Regions from separate parts of the Homo sapiens genome. Here regions 1, 3, 4 and 5 are each linked to region 2. Evidence: chromatin contacts called from ENCODE Hi-C data. All regions are on one chromosome and are shown on one strand. The core of a region is the stretch at or near the end of the contact, and the rest is flanking DNA. Distances in the headings are between cores, read along the strand shown.

Region 1 (5,613 bases), core at 2,529-5,028, 2.1 Mb after region 2:
CAATTACCAATGCTTTTCCACCCTGTTTCTGGATACTTTTCTTTTTCTTTTTTTTCCAGACGGAGTCTCACTCTATCGCCCAGGTTGGAGTGCAGTGGCACAATCTCAGCTCACTGTAACCTCTGCCTCCTGGGTTCAAGCTATTCTCCTGCCTCAGCCTCCCAAGTAGCTGGGACTACAGGTGCCTGCCACCACGCCCGGCTAATTTTTGTATTTTTAGTAGAGACAGGGTTTCACCATATTGGCCAGGATGGTCTCGATCTCCTGACCTTGTGATCCGCCCGCCTCATCCTCCCACAGTGCTGGGATTACAGGCGTGAGCCACCGTGCCCGGCCCTGGATAGCTTTTCAATATGGTTAGAAGACATTTTCATTTTACTTTTCTGTTCTCTTCTCCATCCTTCCTTCTTCCCTCCCTTCCTCTATCTTTCCTTTTTAACACAAAAGGAGAAAGCACTAACAGTGTTGGCAATCTATATGGGACCTAGATAGAAGAGCATAACACATCTAATTAAATTGCTCCCTCTCTTGGCTCAGACTGCCATGACAAAATACCATAGGCTGTATAGCTTAAACGACAGACATGTGTTTCTCATGGTTCTTTTCCAGCCTTCTTTTCTTCCAGCCTCCTCAGATGGGAACCCTCTCCTCTGCATTCCCACTGTTCGTCCCCATATTTGTTTCTTTTTTCTTTTTGAGACGGAGTCTTGCTGTCACCCAGGCTGGAGTGCAGTGGCAGGATCTCAGCTCACTGCAGCCCCACCTCCTGGATTGATGCAGTTCTCCAGCTTCAGCCTCCCAAGTAGCTGAGATTACAGGCACACGCCACCACATCCAACTAATTTTTGTATTTTTAGTAGAGACGGGGTTTCACCATGTTGGCCAGGCTGGTCTTGAACTTCTAGCCTCAGGTGATCCGGCCATCTCGGCCTCCCAAAGTGCTGGGATTACAGGCGGGAGCCACCGCGACCGGCCCCCTATACTTCTTTCAAAGCACCCGAGTTCAGGAGGGGAAATGGCATGGTCTGCCCAGGTGCTGTTGCCTGTGAATTTAAAAAGAATGATAAAACCAAATTTGGATTTAAAAAACCTTTTTTTCAGACAACATCTGGCTCTGTCACCCAGACTGGAGTGCAGTGGTGTGCTCTCAGCTCACTGCAACCTCCACTTCCTGGGCTCAAACAATCCTCCAACCTCAGTCTCCTGAGTAGCTGGAACTACAGGTGTGTACCACCATGCCCAGCTAATTTTTTTGTTATTTTTTGTAGAGATGGGTTTCACCATGTTGGCCAGGCTGGTCTTGAACTCCTGAACTCAAAGTGATCCACTCACCTGGGCCTCCCAAAGTGTTGTAATTACAGGCGTGAGCCACCATCCCCAGCATGAATCTGCTTTTTATCATCACCATATAATGGCAATTTTAAAGTATCAGGGATATAATACACCTCCATGGGGGAAAAAATCAAGATACAGAACATTTCTAGCACCTTAGAGGTTTCAAGGAAATATTTTAATGCTTAATATATTATTTAATCTCACCCCAACTCTCCTTTTTGCAGGGTGCTGAGGAACTCAACTGCAGTCATGTTTAAGCTTCCCTGGCCTTGTGGGGGCGTGGGAAGGACTGAATTTTGTGAGCCCTAAGGTCCTCTCTCTCTGTTGGGAGCTACTTACCTCCAGGAGTGGCTGTTTCTGCCCCCATTTCTCAACCATCCCTGTGGAGGGTCCTGAGCCACCTCCCACCCAGCTTCCCCACCACCCCCCCCCCACCGCCTCCTTTTTTCTCTTTCAGACGGAGTCTTGCTCTGTTGCCCAGGCTGGAATGCAGTGGCACGATCTGGGCTCACTGCAACCTCTACCTCCCGGGTTCAAGTAATTCTCCTGCCTCAGCCTCCCGAGTAGCTGGGATTGCAGGCGTGCACCACACACCCAGCTAATTTTTGTATTTTTAGTAGAGATGGGGTTTCACCATATTGGCCAGGCTGGTCTCAAACTCCTGACCTCATGATCCACCGCCTTGGCCTCCCAAAGTGCTGGGATTACAGGCGTGAGCCACCACACCCAGCCTCCCCCACTTTTTTTTTTTGAGACAGAATCTTGCTTTGTCACCCAGGCTAGAGTGCAGTGGCTTGATCACGGCTCACTGCAGCCTCAACCTCCCGGGCACAAGCGATCCTCCCGCCTCAGCCCCTCAGCCCTACAAGTAGCTGGGGCTACAGGCACAGATACCACACCCTGCTAATTTTTTGTAGAGACAGGGTTTCACCATGTTGCCAGGCTGGTTTGGAATTCCTAAGCTCAAGCGATCCGCCCACCTCGGCCTCCCAGAATGCTGGGATTACAGGCATGAGTCACCATGCCCTGCCCCAGCCTCCCTTTTGAGGCCTAAAATGGAGGAAAGAGATGCTCAAAGCCTTCAGCTCATTTTCCTGAGTCACTGGCCTGATTTCACTACAATTCCCAAGGCCTGGCAAGGTGCCCAGCCGTTCTCAAAGTTGGGTCTGCAGGTCCTCTCTTTGTGAACTACATAACTGCAGATGTTCTTCACAATGTGTATGTCAACCAATGCAATATATTGCAGCAGACCGAATGCCGAAGCACATGTGAGAACCTATTAGGTCAGATTTTAAAAAGATTTGCAAAAGTGTAAAACAATACCACTCCTTTATTTTGGTGGTGGGCGTGGAATGTAATGTTTACTTTTTTTTTTTTTTTTTTTTTTGAGATGGAGTCTCACTCTGTCGTCCACGCTGGAGTGCAATGGCGCGATCTTGGCTTACCGCAACCTCCGCCTCCTGGGTTCAAATGATTCTCTTGCCTCAGCCTCCGGAGTAGCTGGGATTACAGGCCTGCGCCACCATACCTGGCTCATTTTTGTATTTTTAGTAGAGACAGGGTTTCACCATGTTGGCCAGGCTGGTCTCAAACTCCTGACCTCAGGTGATACGCCCGCCTCAGCCTCCCAAAGTGCTGGGATTACAGGCGTGAGCTACCGCGCCCGGCTGTTTACTTTTAAACGAAACAACAAAAAACTTTAAAGCATTTTAACTTAGAATGTGGTAACATCGATAGCTGTAACCCACATTAGCAAAAGCTTGGGGCCCTCATTTTTATGAGTATAAAGTGGTCCTGAGACTACGAGTTTGGGAAATGCGGTAGCTCTACGAGGCGGTGCCATTCTTGCCGCCGCATCAGTGAATTTAGGAGAAGGAAGGTCGTTAGCCCTCTGCCTCACCGCCAAGCAGGAGCCTTGCGCTCCAACTGCGTCCCTCGAAGTCTTCAGGCAAAAGCGGGACTGGGGAGTCCAGTCCTGTGGCCCAGCCACATTTCCTCGCGTAGAACGTTGGACAATGTTTTCTACCTCACAGGACCATCCAAATGACTGCGTTAGGTATTCCCATGAAATGTACGATGAGTACACCCTATTCTACAGAAGCAAAAGCTGAGGCTCAGAGACGCCAAGAGGTTTGCTGGGGTCTCGCGACTAAGCGGTCCCAACACCCAGACACCCTGGCTACCCGGGGACTGCCGGTCACTACCGGGCGCCGAAAAGCCGCCGGCTCCTTCCGCCAGCTACACATCCGGCGCCGAGGCCGGAAGCTTCTCTTCCGGCTCCCAAGACCGCGTTCCGGAAATGAGTCGCTCTACCAGTACCTAAGATGGCCGCCGGCCCATCCACCGTCGCGATCGGTGTGAGGAAAGTGTCACGAACCCGGAATTGCCCGACTCCGTCATGGCAGGCGCCGGGGGCGTGGCTTCCGGCGGCCACAGCTTGCTAGTCGCCGCGGCGGGGTCGAGCGGGGGCGGCAGCTGACAGGCGCTCCTCCCCCGACCGCAGCGGCTGGTTCCCAGCGAGGCGGGCGGCCCCCAGCTCGCGTCCCCGAGTCCTAGCCCGCGAGGCGCCAGGGCTGCGCCTGGGCATGGAAGAGGGGAAGATGGACGAGAATGAATGGGGGTACCACGGAGAGGGCAATAAGAGCCTGGTGGTGGCCCACGCGCAGGTGAGCGGTGGACGTGCGGCGCAGGTCCGGTACCTCACTCCGACGGCCGGTATCACCCCGCCCCCATTATCCGTTTCCTCAACAGGGTCGGTTCCACGTCCCCCCAGTACCTTCCTCCTCCCCGGCCGGTCTCCGGAATTCCCCCACCCTCCAGCATCCCCCCCTACCGCTTGGGTTCCTCATCACCCCAGTATCCCCTCTCTACTGGGTCAGTCTCCCATTGCCCCAGATCCTTCTCCTGGCCGGTCTGTCGTCCCCTCAGTATTCCCGTTCCCCGTCAGAGTCAGTTCCACATCCCCCTCCCCGCCCCGTCGGTGCCGCGCTCAGCCTCACGCGGTGCCGCCTCCCGCCTGGATGCCCGCCGGACTGCCAGGCCGCAGTGGGGTGGAGGCTTGGTTGGGACGGAGGGCCCGGCCAGCACTGGAGGAAGAAGCAGAGTGCCCACAGTGCTGTTACTCTCAGCACCAAAAGAGTTCAGCCTCGTGAGACTACGGAATTGCTGTGCTGTTAATAGTAAGGGGATGTTGTCCACAGGTCCTCTTCTCAACCTTTTAGAATTTGAAGGCTTTCACCTGAATTCAACGAGGGTGAAAGTTTTAGAAACTGCAGTAAGATCTCGCAAAGGTGAATCCCAAGAGTGAAGCGTGTGGGTTTCTGTGAGGGCCCAGATCTCTCTGACCTTTTGCTGTCTGGTACAACCACGCAGGAATGTGGCCGGCTGGAACGGGGGAGGGGGGTGAGGGAGGCGAGGATAGGTGTCATGTAGGGAGGAGTTAGAGCATGGGTGTTAAAGGCACAGGAATCTCAGTGTCTACATTTGTGAAGTGGAACTAGTAGTAGAATTCACTTTGTGGGATTGTTGCAAAGACCAGTTACGCAGGAACCCATCAAGTTATGCTTAGCAAGTGATAATTGTCATCCCTTGGACAGATAAATAAAGTGAAAATCAGAGAGGTTAAGGGCATTGCCCGAGTCGAACAGCTTGTCAGGGATGATGTAGGCAGTGGAGTCCTGCCTTGCTTCTGTTGTTCCTATGCTGGGTGCATTGGTCAGCTGTAGTGTAAGCTGCAAACACCCAGGTAGCCCCTAGGTTGTGCCTTTGGATTTTGTTGCTCATTAGCACAGGGAACTAAAGAACAGAGACTACAAGCTTTGCTCAAGATCTTTAGGTGAATTAATAATGGACCAGGCTAACCTAAAGCTGTCCTTCTCTTGTGTAGTCCACTATTGGCAAAGTGAGGGATGTTTCTGCGTGAGTCCTTTTGTTGTTGGGTTACTGTGCTGATCCCCTGAATCCTTTCCCAAAACAAATACTAATCTTCCAATTCCTTGGTAAGATTAGATGTATCTCTGCATTTTAGGTAAACCTAAGACTTTTCTTTAGTGAGGGCTGATACATTAAATTTCAAAAGTAGTGGCAGATGAAGCAGCAAGTTTCAGGCTTGGAGCAAAAGGACACCCATGTTGAAAGAGCAGAGGCTTTGACGCAGTTGCCTCTGGCACTTGGATCTCTCTGCACGTTCCAGACAAGTATGTGTCCACCCCCTTCCCTGAGTAGGCATCTCCAGGGCAGCCTGGCCCTACCCTGTTGCACAGCTCTGATTGTAATGAT
Region 2 (5,580 bases), core at 207-2,706:
ATATTAAAAAGTGTTAAATCATTTGTGTAGGTGAACAAACTCATAAAATTGTGTGCAACTATTGTAAAAAGCCTAAAATTTGAGCATTAGTAGAGTCCTTTAAGAAAAGTGCAGGCTTTGAAGTTATATTCAGACCTGAATTTAAATCTTGATTTTGCCATTTAGTTAACTGTGAATTTTTAGCAAGTCAATTTCATATAACCGAAACTCAATTTCCTTCTCTATAAATTGGGGGTAATAATTCCTAACTCACGAGGTGGTTGTATGAAGTAAGGAGAAAACATATGCAAAGTGTTGAACACAGTACCTGGGATAAAGCAGATGGGCCAACAGTAAGCAACTATTATTATACCCTAACCTTATTCTACTTTGTCCCCCAAATATTGGAAGAATCTAATCTTCCCAATTAGCAAGTCATTGGAAGGCTTCCCAGACTTATACGAAGCACAATATACACTATTCAAAAATGGAACAGACTAAAAGTATTTTAAAAATACAAAACCAAACAATCAATGAGATCAAGGATTTCAGAATTCTGCTTCTCGTCCCATATACTCAGCATCTATTCTGTCTGGTTTTGTAATAACCCATATTATTTCTTTATCAACCATATGAACCTTATTGTTGTTTTTTTGCGATCTAAACATCCCTAGCGGGTTATGTTACTTATTTTGAGGGCTACCTTTGCAAGGGTAATTGTCATCATTGCACGAAAACCAAAAAGAAATCAGGTACAAGGGGCATTTTATGCAATGCTATTAACTGTTCCATGCATCTCAACAGTGGATTGGATCCTAAGTGGATATTTTATTATCACAATAGATAATCATAATCACATTACTGTGCCACCCCCTCCCCGCCCATGCATGCGTTCATGAACAAAACTCCAGACTAACAGTATGAATGTTCTATAGGGACCCCAAAACTCAAAATGTGGTGCTCTCAGTAAAGATCCTCCGGGGGAAGAAGAGGCGGATGGGTTTCACTGCAAGTGGAAATGAATCGAATCGAAACTGTTCTGCCTACTTAAGACTGGAGATGAGCCCTGTGGGGCTAGAAGCCGAGACCGGCAGGTGACCGAGGGCCTGGAGGCAAGAGACGAAGGAGGAGGCACCCAGAGGCTGAGAAAGGTCTGTGCCGCCGGGGAGAAGACAGCCAGAGCCCGTGGCCACCTCTACAGCTGAGGTGGTAAGATGTGACCGCTCCGCCCAGTCCCCAGGATGGGTTTCAGCCCCAGGAGTCTGGGAGAACTGAGGAGGGGATGCGGGTCCTCGCTGGTCGAGCAAAAGTGAGGGTAAGGGAGGGTTCCCCGTCGCCTTCAGAACGGAATGATGCTGTCCCCGCCGCCATCCCGACGCCGGAGGAGAGGAAGGCAGGGACCCAACAGGGAGCGAACAGGTTACCTGTCTCAGCCGCGTCCCACGGGTCACCACTTCCGCAGACTCGGGGTTACTACGGGCTACCCCGGCACGCGCCGGGTGACGTCATCCACACGCGCCCGGGGCCGCATTCTGCCTGACCCGCCTTCCGCTAGGCCCGCCCCCTTAGGATGAGAGGGCGAGACCGCCCGGGGGAGATCTGCGCAGGCGCGGAGCTGCCGCGGTCATAGGAGGGCGCGAGCAGCTTGGCTGGCTAGGGCTTGTAGAGTTGCCCTGGTACCCTAGTATTCCTAATTGCAAAATCTTTATGAAGCTTAAGAAAAAAATCACCAGCCTGGGCAACCTGGGGAGGCCCCGTCTCTACAAAAAAATTAAAAAATTAGCCGAGTGTGGTGGCGTGCACCTGTGGTCCAGCTACTATGGAGGCTGAGGCAGGAGGATTGCTTAGGTCCAGGAGTTCGAGGCTGCAATGAGCTATGAACGTGCCACTACACTCCACCCTGAGCCACAGAGCAAGACCCTGTTTCAAATAAAATTTAAAAAAAGTTACTGAAATACAGATGTGCAATTTTATTCCTTAGCCTAGTCTCACCTCTGCTGCATGTGACTATTGTTCACATATTAATTCCACCACAATTTAAGGTCCTCCTGTGTGCCAGGCAAGCACCCTTAACAAAAGCTGGGGAAACAACCAGGAACAAGACAGACGCTGTGCCTTCCCTCATGGGGATTACTTTCTAGTTGAGAAAGCAAACATTAAATGTAGAAGGAAAGGCCGGGCGCGGTGGCTCACGCTTGTAATCCCAGCACTTTGGGAGGCCGAGGCAGGCGGATCACAAAGTCAGGAGATCGAGACCATCCTGGCTAACACGGTGAAACCCCGTCTCTACTAAAAATACAAAAAATTAGCCGGGCGAGGTGGTGGGCGCCTGTAGTCCCAGCTACTCGGGAGGCTGAGGCAGGAGAATGGCGGGAACCCCGGGGGGCGGAGCCTGCAGTGAGCCGAGATCGCGCCACTGCACTCCAACCTGGGCGACAGCGAGACTCCATCTCAAAAAAAAAAAAAAAAGTAGAAGGAAAATAAGTTGCTGAGAAATTAAAGGAAGACAGGTGACCTTTTGATTTGAGATGTCAAGAAAGTGCCCTCTGAAGAGGTTCAGTAAACTGAGAAGCAGCCAACTCTGTGGAGAGCTAAGGAAAGAACAGCCAAGAGAAGAATCTACATGTGAGCAAGCAATAGGGAAGGGGCAGAATGTGGTGCCTTGGAGAAAGTGAGAAAGTAGGTCATGGGAAGAACAGAGGATGAGATCAAGAAGGCAAGGAGAGTCCCCATCATGCACAGACTCTCTGGGTTCCTGTGAGGAATACGAGTTTATTCGAAGTGTAAGGGGAAACTAGTGAAGAGTTATCAACACGTAAGTGACAGGATCTAGTTTTATAACATCACCCTGCTAGCTGCTGTGTATACATGAAACTTTTGAGAAACAATTTAAAAGGATGCAAAGAGAAGAGTTGCTTTTGCAATGAGCAGGTAAGAAATGATAGAAATGGACAAATTTCAGGAATAATTCTGAGGTAGATGTGACAGACTTGGAGATGAGTTTAGATAAGGGAGATAAGGAAAAGAAAAGTGTCAAAAATAATTCTTAAATTTGGGGCCTAAGCAAATAGCTGGATCATATAGCTAAAACAAGGTTTGTTTCACCTCCTTTCAAACTTGATTTCTTTGCTTGTTTCCAAGTCAGTCCTCTAGGTTCTCCTGTCACCTATCTTTCCTCAGTTTCTATCACTGGCTTCCACTTTCCCTTTTCCTGAGCTCTTTTTTCCCTTGGCTTTCTTAGGCTCCATCAGAGGCTGCAAACCCCAAAGCCTACAGCAGCCGGGCAGTTAACACAAAGGAGTGAAGCCCAGGGATAGAGACTGTGGTGATCTGGAGCTCGTGGTCCCTACCACAGCTCTGTTGATTTTTGCCAACCAGGAATGCTGACCCGGTGATGTCAGATCCCCTGCTTAAAAGATAATCGAGGGCCGGGTATGGTGACTCACGCCTGTAATCCTAGAACTTTGGGAGACTGAGGCGGGCAGATCACAAGGTCAGGAGTTCAAGACCAGCCTGACCAATAAGGTGAAACCCTGTCTCTACTAAAAATACAAAAATTAGCCGGGCGTGGTGGTGGGTGCCTGTAATCCCAGCTACCCAGGAGGCTGAGGCAAGAGAATCGCTTGAACCCAGGAGGCAGAGGTTGCAGTGAGTCAACATCACGCCACTGTGCTCCAGCCTGGGTGACAAAGTGAGACTCCATCTCAAAAAAAAAAAAAGAAAAAGAAAAAAAAACACCAATCGATATACAGATATTTACATGAAATCTCACAAATTTTAAACATTGCTCACTAATTCACATTTTATTAAACTTCTGTTTTGGACCAAACAAAACACATCTGCTGTCCATATGAGGCCTGCAGGCCTGCACAAACTTTGCCTCCTTGATGTGTATTTTCCCAGGGTGGTGACTTTGTCTCTTGTCAGGTGACTACCACCTGTAAGTTTGTAAGCTGACAATTCCCAAGTCTATCTTTCCATTCAGACCTGTTTAAAAATTTCTTATTCAGGCCGGGTGCGGTGGCTCATGCCTGTAATCCCAATGCTTTGGGAGGCCAAGGCGGGAGGATCACCTGAGGTCAGGAGTTCGAGACCATCCTGGCCAACATGGTGAAACCCCGTCTCTACTAAAAATACAAAAATTAGCTGGGCGTGGTGGCATGCACCTGTAATCCCAGCTACTTGGGAGGCTGAGGCAGGAGAATGGTTTGAACCTGGGAGACGGAGGTTGCAGTAAGCTGAGATCATGCCATTGCATTCCAGCCTGGGCTACAGGGCGAGACTCTGTCTCAAAAAAAAAAAAAAAAAAAAAAAAAAAACTTATTCAAATATCCAGATTCCACTTAAACATCGGGCTAGCATTTAAAAACCTGAACTCGTCCTCTGTCCCCACCTCCAAACCTGACCTACTCATGTATTTTTGTCTGAGTTAATAGCATCAATATCCACCCAGTCACCCAAGCCTGAAATCCAAGATCATCCTAGACTTGTCCCTCTTTGTCATCCCACAGTCCAATCAGTATTTATCACACCTGCTCATCACCTCCATCCTTAATAACTCTTGCACTGGCTCAAGACTTCATCTTTCTTGGGAAACCTCAGTTTTCTCACTTATAAAATGAGAAGATGGAACTAGAAGATTCCTAAGATGTATTTATTTCCATCTTTATAGCCACCAAACATGTCAGAATAGTTGCCTGGAATTTGGGGTTTTATCTCATTGGGTTTTTTGTTGTTGTTATTTTGCCTGGCTATTGTTATGCCAAGGATATTGTGACCAGGTTGACAGGGAAAACTGGACTTGATAGAAATAAATACAAAATGAAATTAACAGTGGCCAAAACTGAACACAATTTAGTTATAAAATTAAAACTGACTGAAAAATAACTGCTGATTGGTAACATTGAAAACAGGAAAAATTGGCCGGGCGCGGTGGCTCACGCCTGTAATCCCAGCACTTTGGGAGGCCGAGGCGGGCGGATTACGAGATCAGGAGATCAAGACCATCCTGGCTAACACGGTGAAACCTCATCTCTCCTAAAAATACAAAAAAAAATTAGCCAGGCGTGGTGGCAGGCACCTGTAGTCCCAGCTGCTCAGGAGGCTGAGACAGGAGAATGGCGTGAACCCGGGAGGCGGAGCTTGCAGTGAGCCGAGATCGCGCGACTGCATTCCAGCTGGGCGACAGAGCAAGGCTCCATTTCAAAAAAAAAAAGAAAAGAAAACTGGAAAAATTGAGAAAAACAGACATGGTAAAATGTGTCACTTATTTTAAATTGATGAAAAAATCAATAAAATCTTTTTGACAAGATTTAGATCTACAAAGTTTCAGCGGAAAAACAACTGGTCTTGGTTAATTAACCACAAAAGAAAACTCATAATGTCAGAAACTCTAATGACTATAATTTGTCATGAAGTCAAAAAATAATGCTAAATTGTAACTTCAATGGGAAGCTTACATGTAAAAGAACTGGAAATGATTCCAGTGAAAATAATTCTAGTGAAGTAGAAAAATGAGAAACAGTTATATAAATGTTATATAACAGTTTGTATGTAATATAAAATTTAAAACATAAAATATTAAAATGAATTTTTTATAAA
Region 3 (5,939 bases), core at 1,792-4,291, 2.7 Mb before region 2:
GGTAAACTGAAAACACCAAGTAATCTCTCTTAGCTTCTTTTAGTTAGATGTTCAATTTTGAAGTATCTGGATATCTCTTTAGGGCATATACTTCTAATAACTAACTGCCCTTCTCCTTGAAGACACTATTTTAGCAACAGCGGGAACTTAAAGTCCCATAATGTCTGTGCTGACACATTTTAGGCATCGTCTAGGCTAACCCAAGCTCCTTATCTTACAAATCAATAAACTGAGCCTCAGAGGGAAAATTTTTTCCTAAGATCTTTACCCAATAAATGATTTCTCACCTTGCGACACTTTTAAATGCTCTTTTCTTTCTAATCATAGTCTGTTACCACTTCAATTACTCCTTCACCAACCGGTTTTTAAAGGAAAAAGATGATTAATACCCTCAGATGATGGTATACTTCCTTAAGAGTTTTTTTCAGGGAGTTATCTTTTTTATTCTTGTGATCTCAAGTTCCAAATTATTCGTGCATTTTAACTGCATACCACGAATGTACGTAAGTAAGGGATTTCCATAAGTCTACATACTAGACGAAAAAACCCTGAGATAATAAAGTGGCTTAGTAAGGAGTTTGTGTCTTAATCCTAGTTCCGCTACTGATTACCTGTGACAAGTCACTTCAGGTCTCTTTTTTTCACAAGGAAGATAAGAAAGGTGGGCAAGAGCCATGATTCTCAACTTTCCTTGGATTCACTGAAGGCTGAAATAAGGTCCAAATATGTAATGAAAACCGAGTTTGCTTACTCATGACAAAGCTGCACAGGCTAAAATGCCAAGCTTACTTTGAAGTCACACTGGGTAGCTTGCACTGATCAAGTTCTGATTGGCATATATACATGTCTTCAACTAAAAATTGCAAAATTAATTACTTTTAGTTTGAAAGACAAAACTGTAAACATATTTGGCTTACAGGGAAATAATGACAAGAATGAAGCTTTCAAAAGTACAGAGGTGGGAGTGGAGGGAGGAAAAAGCAGGTTTGGCACAAAGAAACAACAGTTCACGTAAATATAAAATTTCACCAAGGAACTTCTGTGAAAGTGTCCAGATGCAAAGCACTCTATGTCAAATCTCAATTCTTGAAAACAGCACTTGACAAACACAAATTAGGCACTCGGGGTTGGATTATATTTTTTCTTTATATTCACATTAAGTATCCAGCTAGATTATATTGCACAGAGAACTTAAAAGAGGGGTTCTGCAAGGAGTTTAAAATCTCTTGATGCACAATACAATAGTTCATTCAGCCATGTTCAACCTGTACACTTAAAAGGGCATTAGCAGGGGATTACACTTCATTTTCAATCTACAGAGACTGAAATCTGAAGGCACTGCCAACTGCTGCCTCACAGTCTCACCGTGCAACTACCAAAGACGGAGGCTGTGTGCCACCAAAGGGCCCTGGATTGGGGCACAGGAGATGTGAGTGCTAATCCAGCTGGCCCCAGGGGCAATTCCCTATACCCAGAACAGTACTTTGCACGTAACTGATGCTCAATGAATGTCAGCTGAGAGGAAATGCAAAAATATCCACCATGTGCCCATTTATATTATATAGTAAACACAAAGATCTTTGTGTCCCTGCCCTCAAAAAACTAAAATCCAATTATGTAAAACATGGACCGTTTGTTGGGAGGAAGAGAGTGAATACTGCTTGGCAATTATTATGAGGCAAAGGATATACAGTGGTTATCTTGGAAAAGCCTTGCAAAGTAAGCCAGGTACCTCTATTTGACACATAGAAAACCAGGCTAAGAGAAAGCATGTAATTTGTTCAAGATCACACAATTTGTAAAATGAGAAGCCCAGATTTCAATCCAGGTCTGCAAAGTTCACATTATTTGCAGTATGCAACACATTCATACACATCAAGGCAGCCCAGGACGAGACAGGGATTTGGGTCCAAGTTTTACTTCTGCTATTAAGCTGTTGCCTATCTCTCTAGAGAGAACATTTCTCTGCATTTTTTTCACCGGCACGATTGGAGAGCAGAGAGGTGTTGGTAGGAGGGTTAATGAACTAGATCTGTGGTTTTTTGGTTTGGTTTGGTTTGGATGGGCGGTGATCAGAATTCTTCTGGGCCAGGACTTGTTCTAATGTGGTTGTTTCCCTTCCCTGCTCTTAGAAATTATTTGAGAATGGTACCTTTAGCTATTAATGGAAATATACCTCTCAAGTGAATGGGAGCAGAAAGATATGCCGGCTCCAAGCTCCCTCCTAGCAAGCTGAAGCTGAGAGTCTGACCCTGCTGAGGGGATGCTACTGAAAGTTGAGAGACAACTTACTCACGGATCCATGTTTCCCTCCCAGCTGGGTGCTCTGTACCCACTGGGTGCTCCTCGTTTGAGAGAAATGGGGATGTGTGTCCTGCATTACTTAAGCGGCCTGCCTGGGGCTCGTCTCCAGATTATAGAGACCTTCAAGAGAAGTTCGTGGTGTAAAATACTTGGGTTCAAATAGGGGAGCGCGGACATCCCTCGCTGGGGGCGGCGGCTGCGGCCTGTCGCGCCGGTAGCGGGAACCACTTCCTGGTCCGCATCTCCCGCCCGCGTCCACACCCCGCTGCTGCATTTCCCCCACGGCGCAGAGCTTCCGAGGCGGCAGGAGGCTCCGTCCGACTCCCGCGTGAACGCCCGGCCCGGAGCAGGGTCCCTTCAGAGATTTAAAACACAACGCTCTGGAACTCCAACTCCCCCGGCGCCCAGCCCGGTTCCCAGGCGTCGGGGCGGGGGCAATCCCCTGCGGCTGCAGGGAAAAGGCCCCGAGCCTGTTGGAGCCCCCGGCCCTGGCCGCGGTCCCACCGGTGACCCAGGTGCGCCGCGCCCGCCCGAAATCTCGTCCGACGTCGCCCGGCACCTGTCGCGCCCGGAGCCCGCAGGACCTGCACTCACCTCGTTCCGGGGGCCCACGGCCCGTCCCCGCGTCTCTGGGCCCAGCTCCTGCCGCCGTCTCCGCCAGGGGCCCCGCCGCGGCCGCCGCCCACTTTCGGTTTCCCCGCACCACCGGAGCCGCCCCGCGGCTTGGGAATCACCTCAAGCCCCCGCCCCGCCCTGCTCGGCCCCGCCCCGCTTCGCCCCGCCCCGCTTCGAGGGCAGCCTGGCCTCGGCTCTGCGCACGCGCGGGCGCTCCGGCCGCGTCGGCCCACGCCGGCGTCCGCGCGTGGGAAGGGAAACCGTCGCCACCTAGCGGTTTCTGCGCGTGCCCACGCACCGGCCGGCGGCGGAAGACGCCTGCGGGGCGGGTGCGGGAGCGCCTCCTGGTGGACAACGCAGGTACGCGCGGGCCGAGCGAGCCGGGACTCAGCAGGGGGCGAGGGTGGCTCCTTCTATGGGGCTCACCCTCCTTCCAAACAGTTCAACTCCTGCACATTATTTTCTTCAACATCTGGAGCAGTTACTTTTTATTGCCCTAGACACACACTCTGTCCGCCCATATCCTTCAGGCCTTTCTCAAGCATTACCCTTTCAATGACGGTGGACACAGTCTCTAACATGTCAACCTCCTTCCTTGACTTTCCCTATCCCCATTCTCAACCTTATTTCTCCTTAGCACCTATCTAGCACACTATATGTATTTTACTTATGCTTTTATTGTCTGCTATCCTTCTAAAATTAAAGCTCTGTGAGCACAAGGATTTTTGTTTGGTTCCTTAACCTATTCCCAGAGCCTAGGATAGTGCCTAGCACACGATCAGCAATAAATATCTGTCAAATTTATTCATTCACTCTAAAGTTATTGAACACCTAATAAGTGAATACTTATTTATTCTGCACATTAATTCCACCAACACTTATTGGCACCTGCTTTGCATCCCTGCAGCCAACATTGAACACTTCTCTGCACCATTGGATATGCATTTACTGAGAACCTGCTGCTTATTCAACCGGTATTTTATTACAGCTTGACTGCCATGTATAAGACATACAATAAACTGAACGTTTAAAATGTACAGCTTGATAAATTATGCATTTACTGAGAACCTGCTGCTTATTCAACCGGTATTTTATTACAGCTTGACTGCCATGTATAAGACATACAATAAACTGAACGTTTAAAATGTACAGCTTGATAAATTATGCATTTACTGAGAACCTGCTGCTTATTCAACCGGTATTTTATTACAGCTTGACTGCCATGTATAAGACATACAATAAACTGAATGTTTAAAATGTACAGTTTGATAAGTTTTGATATATATATATCACTGTGAGACCATCACTGCAATCAAAATCATGAACATATCCATCACCCAAAAAAGTTTTACTGTGATCCTTTGTAATTCTTATATCTTGTCCCTCCCTGTCACTTGCCCCCTCAACTGCTCACCTGCTTTCTGTTGCTATAGATTATTTTGCTTTTTCTAGAGTTATATGTAAAACTTTTATGTATGGAATCGTATGTACTATCCTTTGGGGGGCTGCCTGGCTTCTTTTATTTAGCAAATTATGTTCATCCATGTTGTTACATGTATCAATAGTTCATGTCTTTCTATTGCTGAATGGTATTGTAGGGATGTACCAAACCTACCACGCAACCCAGCAATTCTGCTCCTGGGTATTTACCCAGGAGAAATGAAAGCAGATGTCCACACAAAAACCTGTACAAGAGTGCTCATGGCAGTTGTGTTGGCCGTAGCCCCACATGGAAAGAATACAAACATCCGTCAGAAGGTGAATGGACAATCAACTAATATATATTGAACACCTGCTGTTAAATAACAAATTTTCATGGATAAGCCTGTGCTTATAGAGCTTTTGATTCAGTGAAAAGATGCAGTAGGCAATACAAAGAAAAATTGGAAGTAAATCTGGAAAACCTGATATCCAGCTCTCAGACACTTGGATGTTTCCCCAAAGGCGGTAGGGAATTGTTCAGAGTTTTTGAACAGGGCTTTTCTTTGAACACTGTTCTCTTTCATATCCTAGATCTGGTCCCTGACTAAGTTTGCCTAAATGTCTCTCTCTGGAATTTCTCTGCATCTCCTTTGCTCTATTTCAGTCTATTTCAGATGTCTTTCTGTTCTTTCCCTTCCAGTCTACTCCAAACATTGCAGTGGATTTTTAATAGACTTTGCTATGGTCTGAATGTTTGTGTCCCTACAAAATTCATGTTGAAACCTAATCCCCATTCTTGCGGTGTTGAGAGGTGGGACCTTTGAGAAGTCATGATGGCTTCGTCCTTGTGAATAGAATTAGTGCCCTTAGGGGCTTAAGGGAGCCTTCTGCCCCTTCCACTGTGTAAGGATTCAGCAAGAAGGTGCCATCTTTGAAGAGGAGAGCAAGTCCTCACAGGATGCCAAATCTGCTGGCACCTTGATCTTAGACTTCCAAACCTCCAGAACTGTAAGAAAAAAATTTCTATTATTTATAAATTATCCAGTCTAAGATATTTTGTTATAGCAGCAGGAATGGACCAAGACAGACCTAAAAGACAACCAGCCCCAATTTGGTCTCTGCAGTACTCACAACATCCTGTGGCTCCACATTTTAGAAGGGAAAGATGTAAAAAGCAGCTGCCAAAGGAAAGAGTGCTAGTAGTAGCAGGAAATAAAAAAAAATTTCAGAGTCTAATATGTAGAATAAATCATAAAATAATGTGAGTTGAACCCAAGTTTGAGATCCTTTATCCTTGCAAAGATGTTCCATGTTTAGACTGCCCTATATGTAAAGAAAAATGAAGCTCTGCAGCTAGTTTTTTTTAAACCAGCTTTTTTGATAGTTGACATATAATACATATTTAAATGTACAGTGTGATGAGTTTTGACCAACGTCTTTAATTGTGTACCTACCACCACAATCAACATATGGGATTAGTTCATAATTCCAAAACTTCTCCTGTGCCCCTTTACAGTTAATTCTCTCCCCATACCTTTATCCACTAGCAGCTACTGATCTGATTTTTGTCATCATAGGTTTGCCTTTTCTAGCATATC
Region 4 (6,323 bases), core at 3,432-5,931, 2.6 Mb after region 2:
AAAGTGGTTTATGTTGAAGGCTAAGAAGGAAATGAGGAACATGTTACTGGAAACTGAAGGCAAAGTGATCCTTGTGACACAGTGGCAAATAACTTGGATGAATTGTGTCCTTAGGTGGACAGCAGAATTTGTAGGCAATGAACTTGGATATTTAGCTGAGGAGATTTCTAAGCAAAGTGTTGAAGATGCAGCCTGGTTTCTTCATGCTGTTTGTAATGAAACAGAAAAGGAAATAAGCAAATTGAGGAAGGAGCTGTTAAGCAAAAAGAAACAACACTTGATGATTGGGAGCTTCTCGGCCTATTCAGATTGCAAAAGATGCTAAAATTGGGAAACTCACTGTTGGGAAAGTGTACTCTGGATACAGGGCCGAGGGTGTGCCTAGACAATATTGTGCTGAAGAGATCTGCTATACAACTGATGGATCCCTCAATTATCTCACGGATCCAAGGATAGATCCAGCGTTATCCAGGAAAGATCTGTGGGGGTTCTTTTATCTAATGGCATGGATCCCTGTGACATACATGGGAGCCTCAAAAGTTCTTGAGAAGGTTGTACCAGAAGAAACACTGTCAGCTTGGCCTGAAGGGGCTGAGACAGGACAAAGTGAAAGAGAGGCTGTCAGATATGCACAATTCTTCAGGCAAGAAGAGGACTGATAGAACTACTCAGGTATCAGCATGTGCTGCCCTTCAAGAAAAAGGAAGAATCACTATGAGGACAGGGTCATGGGCACAGGGGTAGAGGCTGAATGTTCAAGAGCAGAGACCTACCAAGTTGCCATGAGCAAAGAGGCCTATGAAGCCATGAGCCCAAAAGACACAGCTTCAAGCCACAGAGGATTATTCCCAGACCTTGAAACCAAATGACTTTGCCTTGTTGGATTTCTAACTTGCTTGGGATTGATGACCCTTTTATTCCTTCTAATTTCTCTGCTTTGCAGTGAGATTGTCTATCATATACGTGGCCCACCTTTGTGTTTTCGAAGCAGGTAACTTCTTTTCTAGTCTCACTAGTCAATAGATGCAGAGGAATTTTGCCCTTGCATAGCTCATACCCATAGACTCACCTACACCTGATTATTTATATGTGAATATTTGAGACTCTTTGAATTAATTTTTATGATATTTAGGTGAGAGTTAAGACTTTTGGAGATGTTGAGACGGAATGAATGTATTTTGCACATGAGGCAGATGTGAATTTGGAAGGCCAGAGGTTGGACTATAGTAGGTTAAATGGTAGAGCCCAAAAAGACATGTTAACATTCGAATCAGGGAATAGAACCTGGGAACATGGCCTATTTGGAAAAAGGTTCTTTACAGATGTAACTAAGTTAAGGCTCTCGCTGGAAGAGGCAAAAAAAGTCTTCTCCCCCCAGAGCCTTTGGAGGGAGTATAGCCCTGTCAACACCTTAATTTTGTACATCTGGCCTCCAGAAATGTGACAGAATAAATTTCTGCTGTTTCAAGGCACCCAGTTTGTGATCGTGTGTTACAGCAGCCCTAGGAAACTGATACAGAGGCCAAGCAAAAGTTCCAAATCAAGCAAAGTCCCACGGTGTATTCCTTCCAGTTATCCCAAAATATAACAATCCCAAAACAGTGGCTTAGAACAATAACAATCGTTTATTTTTGCCCACACATTTGGGTGTCATCTGGGCTTAGCTAGGCATACCTCACTCAGGGTCTCTCAGTGGTGGTAACCAGATGGTGGCTGGAACTGGAGCCACCTCGAAGGTGTCGTCCCTCACACGTCTGGTACCTGGACTAGTAAGACTCAAACAGCCAGGGACTGGGGCAGCTGGGGCCCCTTAGTCATCTCTTTCCCCTTCTATGTGGTTCTCACATGATCTTTCTACATGGCAGCTGTATTCTCTTATAGAAGCTGCCACAAAGATATGCCTTTTGATGAGTGTGTAAAAGAATTTGCAGATAGTACCATTGACTCAGAATTGCAGAGAGTATGGTGAAGTTCACCCCTCAGAGTTGTCTTGCTAAGTAGGGCAAGGAAGCTGCAATATTTATATCCCAGCTACCATCAGTAATCCACACTGGTAAGTACTGCCCAGGAGAAGATACATTCTCAGATACTTCCAACTCTCCAGGAGAGCAGGAAACGTGGGAATGGCAGCCTTCAAGGGGGTCCTCTGAGAAATGCAGGCGTGGCTGCTGGAAGGAAAGCACCCGGGGGAGGAAATGCACGCAAGCACAGGACTGTGAGCAGAGCACTGACACGGACTCCATATCGCCAGCTTATGTGGAAATGTAGCACATAGTGTAGCGGCATCATTATCTGGGGTAATACCTGAGGTTCATTGTCCCACAGCCATGGAAAACTAGGACGCGACACACCACAGTGAGGTTAAGAGCAGAAGTTTAATAGGCAAACGAAAGAGAAGAGCTATCTGTGCAGAGAAAGGGGTCCCAGAGAAAATGGGTTGCCAGTTCTGCGGTGAAACGCACAGGGTTTTATAGATGAGCTTGAGGAAGTGGCGTTTGATTTACGTAGGGAATGAAAGACTGGTTGGACCAGGTGTGCCATTTGCATAGTGCATGAAGAAGCTGGCCTTCCCACCCTAATATTTTATTCTGCAGATGGCTTCTCTACCTGACTGATGCCATGTTGCCTGTTCCTTCACTGTACACGTGGTGACAAAGAAAATGGAAGATGGAGTCTCCATATTGAACATACCTGGCTTCCAGGTAGTCTTTTTCTATCGGCACAACTGCCAGCATTCTCCCGTGCACTGCCAGCTTGCTTATCTATGTTTGTAGCTCAATTTTTCAGGCTGCTCTTTGCAAAAAAGAAATAATTTTGGGGTTGCTTTTTGTTCAGAAAGAAGCTCTGCTGAGGACTCTCTTACCTTCACTATCTGCCTAAATAATTTCTTTTTGGCTCCTGTATCAATAGCACTGGTACCATTTCAGAATTCTGGGGAAAGTCAGGGTTACTCAAATAAATGGCACTCAAAAAATTGTTATTCCTTTAGAAAAAAACATAATTAAGTCCCTTAACTCTCATTATCCAAAAATATAGTTTCCAGAGTAAAGAGCTAATTGCAAATAACAACAAACTGCTGCAAGAATGGTTGGAAACCATAGATGTGGTGAAGAAGGCCTTTCTAAGCAATATGCAGATCCAGAGGCAAAAAACAGACTGAAGCACTACATAAAATTTAAAATTAAAGTATGATGAAAGAGCAGAAACAACTAGGCGGCAACTGAGCAAAAATATTTTTCACATATGAAACAGAAAAATATAAGATATTCAGAATGTATAGAGTTCCTACAAATCCATAAGAAGGCAAAAATAACCAATAGAAAAATGGATTAAGAATATGAATTGGCGATTCATACAGTCTATAAATGCCAATAAACATATAAGAAGCTGCACAACCTCATGAGTAACCAGAAGCATCAATAATAAAGGATAGTGAGGTATCATTTTATCTCCATTAAACTGGCAAATTTTTTTAAAAGATTGATAATATCCATCATGGACTAGAGCATAGAAAAACTTCCAAATTATTTTAATTGGTTGAGCCATTTTGGCAGTACTTATCAAAATTAATAACGTGCATAGTCTTCAGATATATCCCATGTTGAAAAAACTGGTCAGAAAAACTCCAACATGCACAGAAAGATATACACACAAGGAACATCGACAGTTATGGCAGCATTATTTGTAATAGGGGAAAGGTGGGAACAACATAAGTATTCACCAATAGGGAAACGTTTACATAAAATGGAACGATGAATATACATAAATTATTCCATGGAAGTCTTCAGCCATTAAATATGAGATATATTAGGAAAAAAATGCTAGAAAAAAAATTTAAAAAAAGTTGTAGAAAAGTCTTGTCCCTATGATCTCAATTATATTTAAGAAATCCAATCCAATTAAGTATGTGCGCGTGCATACTGTTTGCATATGCATTGGAAGGCTCTAAAAGGTTCTTTACCAAACTGCTATATGATTTAATACCTGCAAAGCCTTGGCCTATGTCTGACAAAACAGGAAGTGCTATATGGGTTGGCTATTTTTGTGTATAATTATGCATTTCTTAATGATAATGCATTGCTGGATTACTTATGCTACTAAACGTAAACGTATTGGCCAGGCGCGGTGGCTCACGCCTCTAATCCCAGCACTTTGGGAGGCCGAGGCAGGCGGATCACCTGAGGTCAGGAGTTTGAGACCAGCCTGACCAACATGGAGAAACCCCGTCTCTACTAAAAATACAAAATTAGCCAGGCGTGGTAGCCCACGCCTGTAATCCCGGCTACTCGGGAGGCTGGGGCAGGAGAATCGCTTGAACCCGGGAGGCGGAGGTTGCGGTGAACCGAGATCACGCCATTGCACTACAGCCTGGGCAACAAAAGCGAAACTCCGTCTCAAAAAAAAAAAAATAAAGTAAACGTATTGCAATCATTTTAACTCTCTGCGCCCAGCTGATGACCAAGTGTAAGGCCCGTTCATTACTACTTTCTCCATCCTGAATCCAGCAGGGAGGGTAATAGGACACAAGGTAAACAATTCTTGGAAAAACTGCGGCATCCCACCTGACCCCGTCCAGCCTCCTGTCAACCAGTGCGCAAGTGCGAGTAGGCGGTGCCCAGCGCTCCGCCGCCCCGCCCTCTGCGGAGGTGATAACGACACTGAGCAGCGACGCGCACTTTTGGGACGCGCTTGTGACCCGCCTTCCGGAAGGAAGCGGCTAACTATGGCGACCGCCACGGAGCAGTGGGTTCTGGTGGAGATGGTACAGGCGCTTTACGAGGTGGGCTCCGCGCCATTAGCGGTCCGCGACCACACCCGGGCCCGGGGAGGGTGGGAGGACGCGTGTGGATTTGTGGCCTGAGACCTCGGCGGGACTGGCTCGGTCACGCCCAGACTCGGTGCCTCTTGCTGGAAGGACTGCCGGGAGCTTCTAGTCCCAGCGGTTGAGTGTAGGGAGGAACGGGCGGGGGCGGGGGCTGGGACTGAGGGTCTCGGTTTGAATTCTTATGCTCCGGGTCCCCTGGAAGCTCCGGAAAGGAACACGTGTAAGGGGACGCAGGAGACAGGTCTGCAAAAACCAGAGTTTAGACGGACGATAAAACGGAGTGGTGAAAATGAGTGGAACACCTTCGTCTGGGAAGGTCCTAAGGAAGTCAGCTCTTTGGAACTACGGTACAGTTCGTTGGGGAATAAAATTGTAATAAATTGGAGTTTGTTTTTGTCGAAAAGAAATCAAGTGACTTAGGATTTGTGAATAAAAAATAGTTTGTCATTCTTCTGCGTACATCAGTTTTCTGTCTTATAAAGATACAACTAGTTTAGTCGATTTTTATTTATTTATTTTTGTTTTTTTTTTTTGAGACGGTGTTTCGCACTTGTTGCTCAAGCTGGAGTGCAAGGGCGTGATCTCGGCTCACTACAACCTCCGCCTCCCGGGTTTAAGCGATTCTCCTGCCTCAGCTTCCCAGGTAGCTGAGATTACAGGCATGTGCCACCATGCCCGGCCAATTTTGTATTTTTATTAGAGACGGGGTTTCTGCATGTTGGTCAGGCTGGTCTCGAACTCCCGACCTCAGGTGATCCGCCCGCCTTGGCCTCCCAAAGTGCTGGGATTATAGGCTTGAGCCACTGCACCTGGCCGTAGACTTTTAAAGGAAGAATAGTTAAGAGTTTTTTGAAGCCTAGTTATTTCAGATACATAAGATAATAAGAAACCAGAATGTCAATCTTAGTGTTCATTCATTTAATAACTGAGAGTCCCCGTGCTGTCTTGCAGAGCTATTCATTGGGCACTGAAGAACTTATTTTATTTTATTTTATTTTTTAAAGACAGGGTTTCACTCTGTCGCCCAGGCTAGAGTGCAGTGGTGCGATCAGCTCACTGCTGCGTTGACCTCCCAGACTCAAGCGATCCTCCCACCTCAGACTCCCGAGTAGCTGGGACCACATACCACCATGCCCAACTAATCTTTTTTTTTTTTTAATAGAGACGGGGGCTTGCTGTGTTGCCCAGCCTGGCCTCGAACTCCTGGCCTCAAGTAATCCTCCTGCTTTGGCCTCCCAAAGTGCTGGGATTACAGGCATGAGCTACCACACCCAGCTGCAACTGAATTTTTAATTTAACTTAAATAGCCACGTGTAACTTAGTGACTGTCCACATTGGACCACACAGATCTAGATGCTAGGGATAGTGCGGTGAACAAATAGGCAGAAGTCCCTGTGCTTAAAGAGCTTACATTCATTTCAAGTGAATTTCACTTTACTTTTGATGATTTAATATCACCAAACTTAATATCACCGTCTACTGGTAGGGGTAATGACAG
Region 5 (6,205 bases), core at 3,116-5,615, 2.1 Mb before region 2:
TCCCTCCGCCAAGCACGGACTCTCTCCTCACCACAGGTCCACTGCTGAGGCTATTCCTGTGGGGAGCACAGCTGGCAGAGATTTCTACTTAGCCATCAGGCTCCACTTCTGTGGCTGCATACATTCTGAATGACAGTCTTACCTACAGGCAAATGTAAAACAAACAAACAAACAAACAAAACCTCGCGCCACTGCCTGTCACGATCTTGATCTTCATATGAGGTGTTCCTTCATATTTTCCTAAGCGTCACCCACAAAGCCATTCTCACTGTCCAGTGGGCACTCTGAGAGCCTTTGCTAAAAATGCCTCCCTGGCTCACCCTGCCTACCAGCTCCAAGGCCCTTCCCTTTACAGCAGTCATGAGGCCAGACTGGAAGAAAGACCCCATGAAGCTCATGTTTCTGTGTCCAGTTGGTGCCATCTGTGAGCAACCCCCTGACTCAGCAAGATTTATTGCACTCTCATAGGTAACTCAAGGACCCCAAAGTGCTGTTGTGGTTGTATGAGTGCCCTAGGAAGCTCTTGAGTGAGGTGAGCATTGGGTGATGTCCAGCAATGCAATGTTTCTCAGACTGCCTGAGGAGAGCTTCTAACTCATCAGCCCAATCTCTAAACACAGGCAACACTCCTGGGGGAGGGGATAGGGGCACAGGGATCTGTGGCTATTCTGTATGTCAAGGTTTCTATAAAACAGATCTTCAGATAAAGGCAGCGGAAACACCAGCAAGAGCAAATGCACAATGTATGACTCAGGGTGAAGCTACACATTTTTCACAGTCTAGAGGCCCTAGACCTGTCAGCGGCCAATTATTTCAAAGGCCAGACATGTGCACCTTAAAGAGAGACTGGAACTTGCAGACGGCCTCTAGAAAGCCATAAAGATATTTACTGTACTATTATGTTCTGGTAGTATACTTGGAAGATAACTGCCAAAAATCACCAGAAAAATACTTTTCAATTTATGAGCAGATTATTACAAGAGCAATTTACCAAGACCTACCAATGAACAATGAAAACTATGAACTGTTATTCTAAAGCTAATAGAAAGATGTGGTTTTCATGTCCATTTCCATCATCTGCACAATGTAACCTTTAAAAATATTTCTTAAAGTGTTAAGTTTATGGGAGCAAAAAAATATTGAAAAATTATCAGAAAGTTCACAAAAACCTTACAAACTCACATGTCATCAGATTAAATGTTCTCAGAGAGCCTGCAGTTTTTCACACTCCCTGCAACCTCATGGTCATCGCTCCACAGCAAGATAAATGGGTGACAAGACAATCCTCTTCTAGTTTGGTTGGACAAATGTCAATATCAGCATAACTTTCAAGTCTTTCTATGTAAATCTGCAAAATAGAGCACTGGCCTTTGATTTAGCTTAGTTTGAGTGCTGTAATAAGAACTCTTAGGAATGACAGGTTTCTTCTGGTTTTGACCAGAAAGTAAGTGCCTTTTATTCTTATGTTCTACAGAGACTTTGCTTGATCAGGCAGAGCAAGAGGCCATATCACAATCATAGGTCAGATACTTCTGCTACCTACTGTGCCCATAGAAATGTACAGCCCAGTTTTAGTCACAAGAATGATGGTCATCTCAGCCAAGGGCATCATGAAAAGAGGCAGTGTTGTCACCTTCACACTCATAAAAGGCAGCACACACACAGGCCCAGTGTGGATTTAAAGTCATTCAGTAAATCCTCAAGTGCCTACCACATGTAATGTCTGACACCTAGCTGGTAGGCAGATGGGAACTTTACAAGTACGTCAAGCTTGAATATGTAAAACCCATGTGATAGTGAGCAAATGTTAATCTTTTCACAAAAACTTACCCTTCTATATAGGGCACTAGCTTAAAAAACTGCGGTCAAGAGAGCCCCCCAGTGGCTGCTGTGCAGAGCAGCATGGCAGGCGCAGGTCTCTGAGGTTGTAAAACATTCCCCATAGTCAGTTGTTGGCTTGATAAGGAATGCACGTGTATAAAGAATGGTCCTTCTTACAGCCCCTATTTTTCACATCTTCATGATCACATCATAAAAATTGTTCTGTCTTACATCATCTGCAACTTAGACAATTCTGTTGGTTTTAAGGTGGAAACAGCTGCCAGTCTATGTATCCCTGGGATTCCTCTAACCCTGCTAAGCAGGGTTACTCATGAATTACTTTACATCTATCAATCATCTGTCCTACAAAGAACTGGGCAAACCTTCTTGGAAGGCCAGAAGGTTTTGCAAAAGCTTTAGGAAAGGGTTATGGCTGAAGGCAGCCTGATCCTCTTACCTTGAGTTAATAGTAAAAAGCAAATAACAAGGGAATGTAGAGGAGTTTATCTAAATAGCTTGTTTTCTCATTGTTGTCCTAAGACTGACCTTTGATCATTCGCATGCAGGACTGCTCTCTCTGGGGAGGGCGGGAGAAAGGGAGCAGAATCTCTGTAAAATGTGATGTTCAATAACCATTTGTTTTTGAAAACATTTTTGAGGTTGGTAGCTTAGATCTGGCAATGTTCTCCCATCTAATAACCATCAGACAAGAAATAAACTTGCTTAGAATAAACTTTTTTCCTTTTGTTTTGATTTAAAGAGTTCAAGTAGCTCATGGATATACTCTTCTGCAGAGCACCCTCTGAGGTAACAACACCTCGCAGCTCACCTTTAATCTTTACTCAGCTGTTCACTTTGCCCAGAGAGTGGGAGAAAATCTTCACAATCTATATATCTGACAAAGGACTAATATCCAGAATCTACTACGAACTCAAACAAATCAATCTCATCAAAGAAAAAAAACAAACAATCCCATCAAAAAGTGGGCTAAGGACATGAATAGACAATTCTCAAAAAAGATATACAAATGGCCAACAAACATATGAAAAAATGCTCAACATCACTAATGATAAGAGAAATCCAAATCAAAACCACCTTACTCCTGCAAGAATGGCCATAATCAAAAAATCAAAAAATAGTTGATGCTGGCATGGCTGCAGTGAACAGGGAAAACTTCTACACTGCCGGTGGGAATGTAAACTAGTACAACCACAATGGAAAACAGTGTGGAGATTCTTTAAAGAACTAAAAGTAGAACTACCATTGGATCCAGCAATCCCACTACTGGGTATCTACCCAGAGGAAAAGAAGTCATTATATGAAAAAGATACTTGCACATGCATGGTTATAGCAGCACAATTTGCGATTGCAAAAACGTGGAACCAACCCAAATACCCATCAATCAACAACTGGATAAAGAAACTGTGGTATGTATCTGATGATATACTACTTAGCCATAAAAAGGAATGAATTAATGGCATTTGCAGCGACCTGAATGAGATTGGAGACTATTATTCTAAGTGAAGTAACTCAGGAGTGGAAAAACCAAACATCGTAGTTCTCACTCATAAGTGGGAGCTAAGCTATGAGAATGCAAAGGCATAAGAATAACACAATGGGCTTTGGGGACTTGGCGGGGAATGGCGGAGGGCAGCGGGGCAAGGGATAAAAGACTACAAATGGGGTGCAGTGTATACTGCTCAGGTGATGGGTGCACCAAAATCTCACAAATCGCCACTAAAGAACTTACTCATGTAACCAAACACCATCTGTTCCCCAATAACCTACGGAAATAAAAAACAATCAGCAAAAAGCAAGAAAATTCGTTAATGCGCATGGAAACCTAAGATAATTAACATTAAATTTAAATATGTTGAATCAATAAGAGAATTCGGCAAGAAGCAATGTTAAGGGATAAAAACCAAAAGCTTTTCTCTAACACCTGCAGCACCGGGCTCGACCCGCCTTAGAACCCTCACGCCTGGGGGCGCCAGGACAGGGCTCACAGGTCAATGGGTCGGGTAGGCTGTAAAGAGACAAGGTGGAGGTTCCAGGTTGAAAATGTATAAAATTGTAAAGTAAATTCAAAGTTATATCATTTCAATGCTAAATACTTCAGTAGTGATCCCTTTTTTTAAAAAAAAAATTTCTACAAAATTCTTAATTTTTTTTCACAGTTCACAAAAGTAATGGTACTTTTTTTCAATATTTGCAATTCCCAATCCATATTCAGCTTCCCAATTGTCTCCGAAAGTCTTACGGAAAAAAAAAATGTTGGTTCAACCGGGAACCAATGGAGGGCTACTCTTTGTATTTGTCAGTAGCGTTTAAGTTTTAACCTTTAACTTCTCCCTGTTCTTGGAGAGCCTGAGCGGGAGACTTCATAAAAACTCCATCCCCGCCAATTCTGAATCGCCGAAACGTGAGGAGTCACGTCGAAGGCGGACGCAAGAGCTTATGGGAAATGTAGTCCTGAATGAGTCTGGTTCGCCGCGCAGCACTCTGGGATGGGGCTCCTGGGCTCCTTCTGCGCCTGTGCAGCCAGAGCCCCGCCTCCTCATTTGGGTTCTCGAGACTCCCGGGAAGCGGTTTGGGAAGCTCGGGGGTCGGCTCGGAAAGTAGAGGGGGCGCAGCTGGGGCGGGAGGACAGCGTTTGTGCCCGGAAGCGGGAGAGGAAGCGGGAAGTTTGTGGGATCCCCGCCCCCTGTGTCAGTGGATGCGACCGGGCGGGCCCTCGGCCTTCCCGGCCGCTGGAGAGGGACTTCGGCCGCTGGCTCCCGGGGCGGCTGAGGCTGAGCGTTGGTCCGGAGCAGGTGCCGGGTGCGGGCCGCGGTGTGCGGGACCGGAGCCCGGCGCGAGCGGCGGCGGGGGTGGGGAAAGCGCATTTGTAACGCGGGCGACAACGTGCCCGAAATCCCCGGACGGTGGGTCTGCATCGAGACCCCGAGCTCTGGAGCTGGAAAAACCCGGGTAAGTTCCATCTCTGTCAACTGGAAGCCGAGGCGAATGTAGGGACGTGGATGAGAGTCAGGTTTCTCATCTGAAAGTGAGGGTATTAATAATGACTGCTTCATGGCGTTGGTTTAAAACTTTAAGTCACCACCTGTAAAGCAAACAGCCGACTGTAGGCTACTAAGCCATGAGCGGACTGCTGCTGTTATATTTAGAAGACACTTTGTTCCATTCGTTGGGTGCCTATGTATACCTCACAACCACATCTGCATTAAATATAACTGAGGCTCAGGTCACAAGCTAGCAGTGAGGGAGCTGGGGTTCAAAGGCAGGTGTGATTTATTTCCCGTTTCAGGCGCTAATATCACACCTGCCTAAAACCAGCATTGCAGCCTTCACAGCACTTAGCAGAATGTCATGTCCCCAAATACTCAGGGAGTGGATGTAGATGGAATCTTACCATGTGTCAAATGTAGTCTGGATTTCTGGTGTGTCTTCAGATCTCTTGGGTCAGACAGGTTCCTGGCCCCTTCTGCATTGTCAGGGTGTCTCTCTTTTAAGTCTGATGTAAAGAATTCTAAGAGTCAGATTTTTGCCACTAACATGGTTTCTCAGGTCAGGTCGCAGGCTCCTTGAACAGAGCAGCCCTTGCGAGGTGGGAAGCAGGGGTCTCTGTGAACAGTTTTACCTGGAAGAGAACACCTCTCAGACCTAGGCCTCCCTCCCGAGCTTCAGAGCAGAGGCAGAAGAGCCCACAGAGGAGCAGATCCTAGATGTGTATGGTCAGAAGCAGTTCTTGATCCTCCTTCCCAGAATGAGCCAGACTTGGTGAAGCCTCCAGAAGCCACCACACAATGGGTGACAGTGGGTGGTTTGGGCCAGCTTTGAGAAGAGCAAAATGGGCTAGGTGGTGGCCAGGGACAGGCTGCTCAGGAAAGGCCACATCATTGCATAGGTCTGAGGGTAGGGGTAACCGGAGATTCTGTCCCCAGATCCCAAAGTAGCCCCCAGTCGCTTTGTTCTCCACTCTTTACAGATGCCATACTGCTGTTAACATATGTGACACTGGAGACTTTGTCCCTACCTCATAGAATCCCATGCATGATGATACATGAAGGGTTTTCCGTGGCTATCTACTTCTGATTCTTTTGAAAGCTTTAAAGACATTGGGCATGAAAGGTTCAGTGAGTTTCCGGGGATCCCTCGTTTGTGGTAGAGCCAGGAGGAAAACAGTTCCGTTCATTCTTTCACAGGTGAGTCACCAAAAGCATCTTATCCAAAGGGCCTTTTGAGAAATACATCCCAGTTAAAACATCTAAAACTCTTTGCCTTAAAGTATCTCATCTCTTTTATAAGACTTTCTGTGGATTGTCTATACCAAGGGTAAATAATATTACTAAGAAAAATAGTTAAATGATGCACACTGAATATT

The links. Hi-C counts contacts between places; a loop is a spot of excess contacts on that map. Pooled maps may share reads with other maps.
Region 1: a map of CD4-positive, alpha-beta T cell shows a loop between it and region 2 (6-fold over the local background). The contact joins the promoter of IPPK here to the promoter of AOPEP in region 2. A Hi-C loop is called at or near these places in 2 of 168 maps with a recorded cell type or tissue (CD4-positive, alpha-beta T cell and naive thymus-derived CD4-positive, alpha-beta T cell) and 8 of 50 pooled maps.
Region 3: a loop to region 2 is called in a map of CD8-positive, alpha-beta T cell, with 13 times the contacts of the local background. The contact joins the promoter of TDRD7 here to the promoter of AOPEP in region 2. A Hi-C loop is called at or near these places in 3 of 168 maps with a recorded cell type or tissue (CD8-positive, alpha-beta T cell and naive thymus-derived CD4-positive, alpha-beta T cell) and 7 of 50 pooled maps.
Region 4: a map of CD4-positive, alpha-beta T cell shows a loop between it and region 2 (6-fold over the local background). The contact joins the promoter of SPTLC1 here to the promoter of AOPEP in region 2. A Hi-C loop is called at or near these places in 2 of 168 maps with a recorded cell type or tissue (CD4-positive, alpha-beta T cell and naive thymus-derived CD4-positive, alpha-beta T cell) and 9 of 50 pooled maps.
Region 5: a map of CD4-positive, alpha-beta T cell shows a loop between it and region 2 (10-fold over the local background). The contact joins the promoter of ZNF782 here to the promoter of AOPEP in region 2. A Hi-C loop is called at or near these places in 2 of 168 maps with a recorded cell type or tissue (CD4-positive, alpha-beta T cell and CD8-positive, alpha-beta T cell) and 8 of 50 pooled maps.

What each region holds. Positions count from the first base shown.
Region 1 is chr9:92,668,296-92,673,908 of GRCh38, reverse strand. It overlaps IPPK (inositol-pentakisphosphate 2-kinase), which reads left to right and starts at 3,778. Exons shown (of 13, transcript NM_022755.6): 1 at 3,778-4,001. The coding sequence starts at 3,921. It overlaps LOC107987095 (a long non-coding RNA gene), which reads right to left and starts at 3,547. Exons shown (of 2, transcript XR_001746837.2): 1 at 3,236-3,547; 2 at 1-1,043. RefSeq lists enhancers at 1,781-1,950, 2,208-2,502, 3,257-3,306, 3,317-3,766, 4,507-4,676 and a silencer at 3,807-3,986.
Region 2 is chr9:94,722,575-94,728,154 of GRCh38, reverse strand. AOPEP (aminopeptidase O (putative)) reads right to left here and starts at 1,456. Exons shown (of 17, transcript NM_001193329.3): 1 at 1,404-1,456. RefSeq lists enhancers at 1,185-1,664, 1,187-1,729, 1,675-1,844.
Region 3 is chr9:97,409,198-97,415,136 of GRCh38, reverse strand. TDRD7 (tudor domain containing 7) reads right to left here and starts at 3,041. Exons shown (of 17, transcript NM_014290.3): 1 at 2,899-3,041. RefSeq lists enhancers at 2,195-2,454, 2,059-2,558, 2,559-3,060 and silencers at 2,396-2,690, 2,775-2,984, 3,005-3,354.
Region 4 is chr9:92,113,771-92,120,093 of GRCh38, reverse strand. It overlaps SPTLC1 (serine palmitoyltransferase long chain base subunit 1), which reads left to right and starts at 4,681. Exons shown (of 15, transcript NM_006415.4): 1 at 4,681-4,780. The coding sequence starts at 4,724. RefSeq lists an enhancer at 4,119-4,178.
Region 5 is chr9:96,852,674-96,858,878 of GRCh38, reverse strand. ZNF782 (zinc finger protein 782) reads left to right here and starts at 4,365. Exons shown (of 6, transcript NM_001001662.3): 1 at 4,365-4,791; 2 at 5,810-6,026. RefSeq lists silencers at 4,593-4,662, 4,943-5,032.